Linked DNA regions of Homo sapiens: all the other regions are linked to region 2. The links are chromatin loops, found by intact Hi-C in ENCODE. Cell type or tissue: dorsolateral prefrontal cortex. All regions are shown on one strand. Region 1 overlaps RELN (reelin). Region 2 overlaps ORC5 (origin recognition complex subunit 5). Region 3 overlaps RELN (reelin).

Region 1 (2,500 bases), 640 kb before region 2:
GGATGCTGTGGAAAAGAAAATGTGTTCCAGTATGTTTGAACAAGTGCATGGAGAAGTGTAACACAAAAGCATGTACATTCCTACTTCTTTTCTGAAAAGAACATTCATTATTACAATATTCTTCTTTTCTTTTTTTGAGATGGAGTCTTGCTCTGTCACCCGGGCTGGAACGCAGTGGCACCATCTCAGCTCACTGCAGCCTCCACTTCCTGGGTTCAAGCAATTCTGATGTCTCAGCCTCCCGAGTAGCTGGGATTATAGGCATGCACTACAACACCCAGTTAATTTTTGTATTTTAGGGGAGACAGAGTTTCACCATGTTGGCCAGGCTGGTCTTGAACTCCTGACCTAAAGTGATCCTCCCACCTCAGCCTCCCAAAGTGCGGGGATTACAGGCATGAGCCACTGTGCCTGGCTGGCCATTATTACAATATTCTACAGAAAACATTGTTTATAGTCAAACCAAACCAACCAAACTGTGATAGTTTGATCATACAATTTGGCCAAGTGATCTTCCTGAGCCTTGTAAAAAACAGACAGTCAGAAACAAAAACGAATCCTAAAACTGGAAGCCTCAGGGGAGCTGTGAGCCTTGGATTTCGTGTGGGAAGTACCATGGAATGACACCAGAGCTGCTGCTAACTTGTAAGTGCAAAATCAGAAAAGATGACTATCTCCGAGCAGCCGCAAGCCCTCTGCATTTGGCTTGGGAACAGAACATGGGCTGGATTTCAGCTTCCCACTTGCTCCCTAATTGGACAGAGAAAATTGTACAGAGAAAAAAAAGAGAGAGCATAATAAATGAGACCAGACTTATTTTACATTGATATAAAAGCGATATAAGTAAAGCTAAAACAGAGGTTCTCCCATTCCAGAAGCAGAAATATATTTGCTCATTCACGGAGTTCTGGAGAGTGTCTTGCTCAAAAATACAACACACGTGTTTTCAGAGGCACTAGATGGCAGTAAAATCCAAGCAATGCCTGAGGCTCAAGTGCATTGAACATGAAAAGACTTTTAGAGGAAACCATTTGTGTTTATTGATCCATATATGTTCTGTCATTAAGAGACCGTTAATCATTTGACTCAGGAATATCTGTTTAAGGCAGGACAAAAGACCAAACAACAGGAAGGAGTTTGCATTTTCCAAATGAAAATATTTCTATAAAGTTTAGAAAATGGAGAAGAAACAGACTAGAACTAAAATCTTCACCTGAAATGAAGAGGTCAGTCCAATACATGTCTGTTGAGCGTCTATGTACAAACTGGTTTCTCCATAATTTTGCTTGCTCCCCAGCTTTGGCATGTTCCCCCAGCAGAGTGATCTCTGCCTAATAAACTCCTGTCACTTTCTACTGCATTTTACCGAAACCCCTAGTCCCCTCCTTGGCCCACAAGGTCCTGCCTGATATCCGCCTGAACCTGGGCCTCTGCTTCCCTCCCTCATCATGGTCACTCGCCTCTGGAGCACTGTTTCTCCCCTCAGGCGCCAAAGCACACCAAACTCATTCCCACCTTTCTGCCTACATATTCTCTTTCTCTGTCTCTGTCTCTCTCTCTTCCTCTCCCTCCCTTCCTCTCTCTCTTTCTGCCTGGTTAACCTCTGTGTGTCCTTCAGGTCTCAGAGGAAATGTCAGGTCCTCACAGAGAAATTTTCTTCCTGATCCCTTTTAAAATGATGTTTCTTCCATGCTATTCTCTCTCATAGCAAACTATTGTTTTCCTCTTATAGTATTTGTCACAGTTATAGTTATACATTTATTTGCATACATATTTGATACATGTCTGTCTCTTCCTTGAATGGTAAGTTATAAGGAGAGCAGGGTTGATTCCTTTTTGTTCAACATCGTAGACTTCATGGACAGCACCTAGAGCTTAGTGGGTGTTCTAAACGTCCAGGAAGTTCGTATCCAGGGGCTTCCATTCTCACAGTAAGCAATGTGGAAATGCACTCACCCCTGTAAGCTGTGTAACTCAGCGGTTTTGCTGATAAATTATTTTTAATGACTAAATTTATCTAAATTTATTTACAGTTATGTCTGTTTATCTGCAGCAACAACTTATAATTAACATAGCGGAATACCATATTTCCATAGCACATAATTACTCGGAGCCAACATTTATATATTCATTCTGTTTTTTTTTTTTTTAGACTATAAGCTTCTGAAGGGCAGAGAATATCTCTGTATCCCTTAGGGAATATTGGTTTGTATCCTCAGTGCTTATAGATAGTAGGTAAGTAATAAACTTTCTTGGTTCCCCTAATATCTTACACATACTTCACCAAAGCCCTCGTCACCTTGTATTAAAAGTGCCTATTCATATGTAATTTCCTGTTATTTTCCTTATTTATCATTTTATTGTTGCTGGCACCTACAGATGGAGCTTCATAAACATTTGCTGAAACACTATTAAGTTGGTAGCAATAAAGATGCCCAGGAAGATCAAAACACCCTACAAGAGATGTCCTGTAGGGTAGATGGGCAGGGCCTGGTGTCAG
Region 2 (2,500 bases):
TAACTAACCTGCACATTGTGCACATGTACCCTAAAACTTAAAGTATAATAATAATAAAATAAAATAAAATAAATAAACTTGTAGAGAAAGCCAAAAAAAAAAAAAAGTATTTTCATGTATACATTTTAATGCCCTAGAATAAGTTATAAGCTCATTGAAAGAAAAAACATGTACTATCCTTCACTGTGCCCCTCACACAGGTAATTTGTGGGCACCTGAGAAGTACAATCACATGTGATGCAAACATGTTTCTGCTCTGTTCAAAAGCACTGTCTGTCTCACTTCCCTAGGCTTTAAATCTCAAAGGTTTACTCATTGCATCATATTGTAAAAGTTGTTTAATCTCTCTGACTTAATGTAAGGCTCCATTGCTTATAATAAAGACCTGATAATTCAAAATACCTGCTAATCTAGAGTTACCGCAACAGTAAACACAAAACAAAAAATTCCTATGTTGTATGTAGAAAGCTATTAATAAAAGGTAAAGTTTTATTAAAATCCAATTTCAGACAAAGCTTTTTTAGAAAATACATGGGAAAAATCCCTGTAACACAAATTAAAACTGAATTACTTTTTTAAAGTTATCAGCATTAGTGATCTACCTACCTATCTAGGTAGCTATCTACCTATATAGCTAACTATTTATGTAGCCTAGTAACTGAGTGAACTGAGTTTCTTCAAGAACACAATAAATGTAGATACAATTTTCTATACATGCTGACTTTTATAAAAACTATCTAAATTCAATGTTGAGAAAATTGAGATTATATTTGTTACTCAAACTCTTCTCTAAATGAAAAATTAAAAGTTACCAGCACACATTAGATTACAAAGTCTGACAGCTATTCTGGGGCCAGATTTATTCAGTGAATTAATTAAAACGCAGGCATTATTTACATATTTCTCAACCTAAAAATGCATAGAGAAAACAAAATGCTCACTGCAATATCTGACATGACTTTGCTTTTAAATAAATACTAGTTATATCATTTTGCTTTTTCTTCTATCCACTTGTACCATGTGCTAAGCATTGTTTTTCTGGACCATTTAAGAAATCTACTGTGACTATAATTTTAATAATTTGTTTTTTCTTAAAATGTCAACTAAAAAACAAACCTTAACTACTTGTTTTTTTTAAAGTCATATTTTCTATTTTTATGCTTTGCTGCCACCTAGTGAAATTCTGAGAACTTAATTATTCTGGAAAACAGCATTTTTTAATAAAAGCACATCTATCTGCAAAGTACATAGATGAGGAATAAGAACATTGTAGATTACTCTGTTACAAAAAAAAATTTTTCAATTTTGTTTTCATTAAATTACAATTCATCAACTTGGTCATCAAGCCACTTGTTTAATTAGCAAGATAATTATGATTATTTAATTTTAAAAATTCCTTTATTGAAAAAGAGCCAAATTAAATTATTTGCCATGAGGTTATACTTGTAAACATATGTAAATTTAGTGATACCCCCAAAGATTCTATATACGTAATTTTCAATTACTTACCAAAAACATGGTTCATTATATAGTTAAAACAGTAACATATGTTGAACAAAAATCTGAATGCCTGGAATTCTATTGACTCTACTATCTGAAGAATCCCACAAAGATGACAGATAATAATCTATGATTAAGCTTACCTGGGAAAAAATATTTGCTGTTGGAGCAACTCTGCTGTCCACGATACTATATAATATTGCTAATAATCTGTCTAGTGGAAATGGTTTTGGCCCAAGGAGATGATTGCTTGTCTGTAAAAAACAAAACAAAAACATGGATTTTCTTCTTATACCAGAGCACTCACTTTCTGTACTACAAAACTGCCAGTAACAATGTATTTTTGTTATATATAGTTCCCCTAAAAATGCTAACAAATCTAACCTGCAAACTCTAAGTTAAAAGTTTAACTGATATGATCATGATTTATCCTTTTTTTAAGTTTGTTTTGTTTAGAGACAAGGTCCGCTGTCACCCAGGCTGGAATGCAGTGGCAGCGCAATCATGGCTCACTACAGCCTTGAATTCCTGGGCTCAAGCCATCCTCCTATGTCAGATTCTCCTCTTGAGTAGCTAGGACTCTAGGCACACACCGCAATGTTTGGGTATTTTTACAAATTATTTTGTAAAGACAGGGTCTCACTATGTTGCCCAGACTGGTCTTAAACTCCTGGCCTCAAGCAATCCTCCCCACCTTGGCCTCCCAAAGTGTTAGAATTACAGGCATGAGCCACCATACCCAGCCATGAGCCACCATACCCAGCCATGATTTATCTTTTAACATATTCCTCAAGATTTCTGACTTAGTATCAACAAATATTAATTAAAGAACTCACAGTCATCCGGTCTAGTCCTAAATATGCCTCCTATTTTACTGTTATAACCAGGTGTTAAGTAATTTTGCCAAATCCAAGATAATAACCAAACCAGATTCCTAAGTTGTAGACTAGAGCTTACTACTTATTTCTCACAATTCCTCTTTGTACCACTGCCAGGAAAA
Region 3 (2,500 bases), 600 kb before region 2:
TTTATATAATGGAAAAGTTATAGTAAGGTAAATTTATTATTGAAGAAAGAAAAATATTCTTTTTTTAAATTTAGTGGAGCCTAAGTGCATAGTGTTTATGAAATCTATAGTAGTGTACAGTAATATTCTAGGCCTTCACATTCACTCACCACTCACTCACCCACTCACCCAGAGCAACTTCCAGTCCTGTAAGCTCTGTTTATCGGAAGTGCCCTATACAAGTGTACCATTTAAAAATCTTTTATACCATATTTTTATTGTACCTTTCCTATGTTTAGATATGTTTAGATATACAAATACTTGGAATTATGTTACAATTGCTTACAGTATTTAGTATAGCAATATGCTGTACAGCTTTGTAGCTGAGGAGCAATAGGCTATATCATACAGCATAGGTGTGTAATAGGCTAAACCATGAAGGTTTATGTAAGTTCACTCTATGATGTTCACACAACAATGGAATTGCCTAACGATGCATTTCTCAGATGTATCACCATCGTTAAGTGATGCATGACTTTAACACATTTGGATCCTGGCATCAGCTTATTCATGTAGTACCAGAGTGCTTAAAACACAGTAGATATTCAATAAGTGTTTGTTGAATTTTTAAAAAATGAATAAATGAGCTACAAACAAGTAAGCACTATTTAAAGCTTTAGCAGTCATAGGAAACTATTTTAGGCTAAATACTAAAATGTTTTGGCTTCCTGAATTTTCCCTTGCCTCTTGGTTGTACATGTCTGGATCAGGTTTGAACCAGGAAAACAGAAACCACTATAAACACTTAACACAGAAAGAAATTAGTGCAAGGAATTGGATGTATAGCAAGTGGCAGAGCAGAGAAGCCAGTAGAAGCAGTGAGGAAACCGGAGTTTAGCAAAGTCAGGAAGCCACTTACTGTGAGTCTGAGACTGTAGGGACACAGGGAGGAAGTGTTGTTGCTGGTGCCCAGGGACCAGGGTCACCTGGAGGGCCACCCAGGGGAGCTAGAGCCACAGAAGTTGGCCAAGATGCACTTGAGGCAGAAAGAGGGGGGAGGAACACCCTGATTTATCCCTTATCTCTCCCCTCCATTCTCCTGCAGTGTCTGACAGATGTAGGAGGCTGGGAAATGCAGCCTGCCATTCAGAACAGAGCACAGGAATGGAGAGGCAAGGATCTCGGGGGAGCAGTCACAGGAGGTACAGCCTCTAACCAGTCACCACAGTACCCGTTAGTTCCCAGAAACATCCTCCAATGATCCAAATGCCTACACCACAAAAGTGGAAGCCTGCTGTAAGTCAGTACAACTCTTGAATGTGATCTGAAATGCTGGGGAGGGGAAGACAGATGCAAAACAATATGAGCATTCCAAAGGAACCAACCTTTTGTTCATACTGTGGTACTGAGATGAAAAAAAACTAAGGATACTCTCCAATATGTGGTAATTTCACATACTGTTTTGTGTGAATAAGTATCAGTCTGGTTTATGGGCAGAGACTTATTTTTACAACAGTTTAAAAATGGAATCTGGTGGGCAGCCTTTATGCTGGCAAAGAACAGAAAAGTTCAGCCTCATAAAACTTTTGGTGCTCTCTAGCCACATTTAAAACTTGCAACCCAAAGCACCTTGCACTTTTTTTTCTTCCTGGCACTTCCATGCATAATTATCATGAAAGAATAATAGAATCCCCAGGCCGAATCACAATTATTTTCAAATTAAGTGACAGGCACCCAAAGTTCTGACATGTAGCCAAATGACAATTCTCACATGGTGGAGAGTGGAAGGTAGACAGTGATCCGCTTCCAATTCTGGAATCTTTCCGAGGTGTAAATTGAACTTTCCGTGTAATGCAGACAGCCAATGGTTGGAGGAACACACTCTTCGGTGACAAGATGCCAGTCCTTGCCATTGTTCAGAGAATACTGGAGCTGTACACTGTGGGAGTTGCTGAAGGGCTTGCTACAGCCCATGCTCATTTCAAACTGCAAAAAGGTAGATGCTGACACATGAAAATCCCAGGTCTCAGCATAACGAGGTTTTCCTGAAAAAAAAAAATGTGTAATGGTAGCATATATGTGTGCCATTTTCTTATTTGGTGTTTATGCTTATAATAAACATCTTCAATAGCAAACAAAAATCATGGCCTATCTTTAGTGCCCCCTATGTGCTTTGACTTTTCTTCTTATATTTTCTGCTTCTATTTGGTTACCATAGATTTAGAAATATAGAAGGCTGCTAATTTGAAAAGCATTACCACCTTGGAAAGGGCTAACATATTATCTTTAAAATATTGATATATTACAGTTATACATATATTGGGTTACATGTGATATTTTGATACATTTATACAATATGTAATGATCAAATCAGGGTAATTGGGATATCCAGCACTTCAAACATCTATCTTTTTTTAAACATAGAGTCTTAAGTCTACAAGTTATGAAACATAGGAATGTCCTCTCATAGATTTTTTTGCTCTTCTAAGAAACCTTACTCATATCATTCATGTTCTGTGAA

The links. Hi-C counts contacts between places; a loop is a spot of excess contacts. Peaks named below come from ENCODE experiments on the same cell type or tissue, not always from the same donor. Only the 100,000 strongest peaks of a DNase experiment are listed, where the experiment ranks them.
Region 1: it touches region 2 in a loop (4-fold over the local background); 41 of 110 quality-filtered maps call a loop at or near these places.
Region 3: it touches region 2 in a loop (3-fold over the local background); 75 of 110 quality-filtered maps call a loop at or near these places.

The regions. Positions count from the first base shown.
Region 1 is chr7:103,523,560-103,526,059 of GRCh38, forward strand. All of the region lies in intron 46 of RELN (reelin), which reads right to left. Among named protein-coding and RNA genes, the nearest start is that of SLC26A5, 79 kb to the left of the region's middle. In dorsolateral prefrontal cortex, CTCF peaks have their summits at 948 (motif pointing right) and 1,147; a DNase peak (open chromatin) is centred at 671; H3K4me3 peaks cover 864 bases; H3K27ac peaks cover 1,933 bases.
Region 2 is chr7:104,159,429-104,161,928 of GRCh38, forward strand. ORC5 (origin recognition complex subunit 5) reads right to left here. Exons shown (of 14, transcript NM_002553.4): 12 at 1,644-1,754. Among named protein-coding and RNA genes, the nearest start is that of ORC5, 47 kb to the right of the region's middle. In dorsolateral prefrontal cortex, a CTCF peak has its summit at 1,184 (motif pointing left); no DNase peak of the experiment used is centred here; H3K27ac peaks cover 324 bases.
Region 3 is chr7:103,563,528-103,566,027 of GRCh38, forward strand. RELN (reelin) reads right to left here. Exons shown (of 65, transcript NM_005045.4): 34 at 1,751-2,024. Among named protein-coding and RNA genes, the nearest start is that of SLC26A5, 120 kb to the left of the region's middle. In dorsolateral prefrontal cortex, no CTCF peak of the experiment used is centred here; no DNase peak of the experiment used is centred here.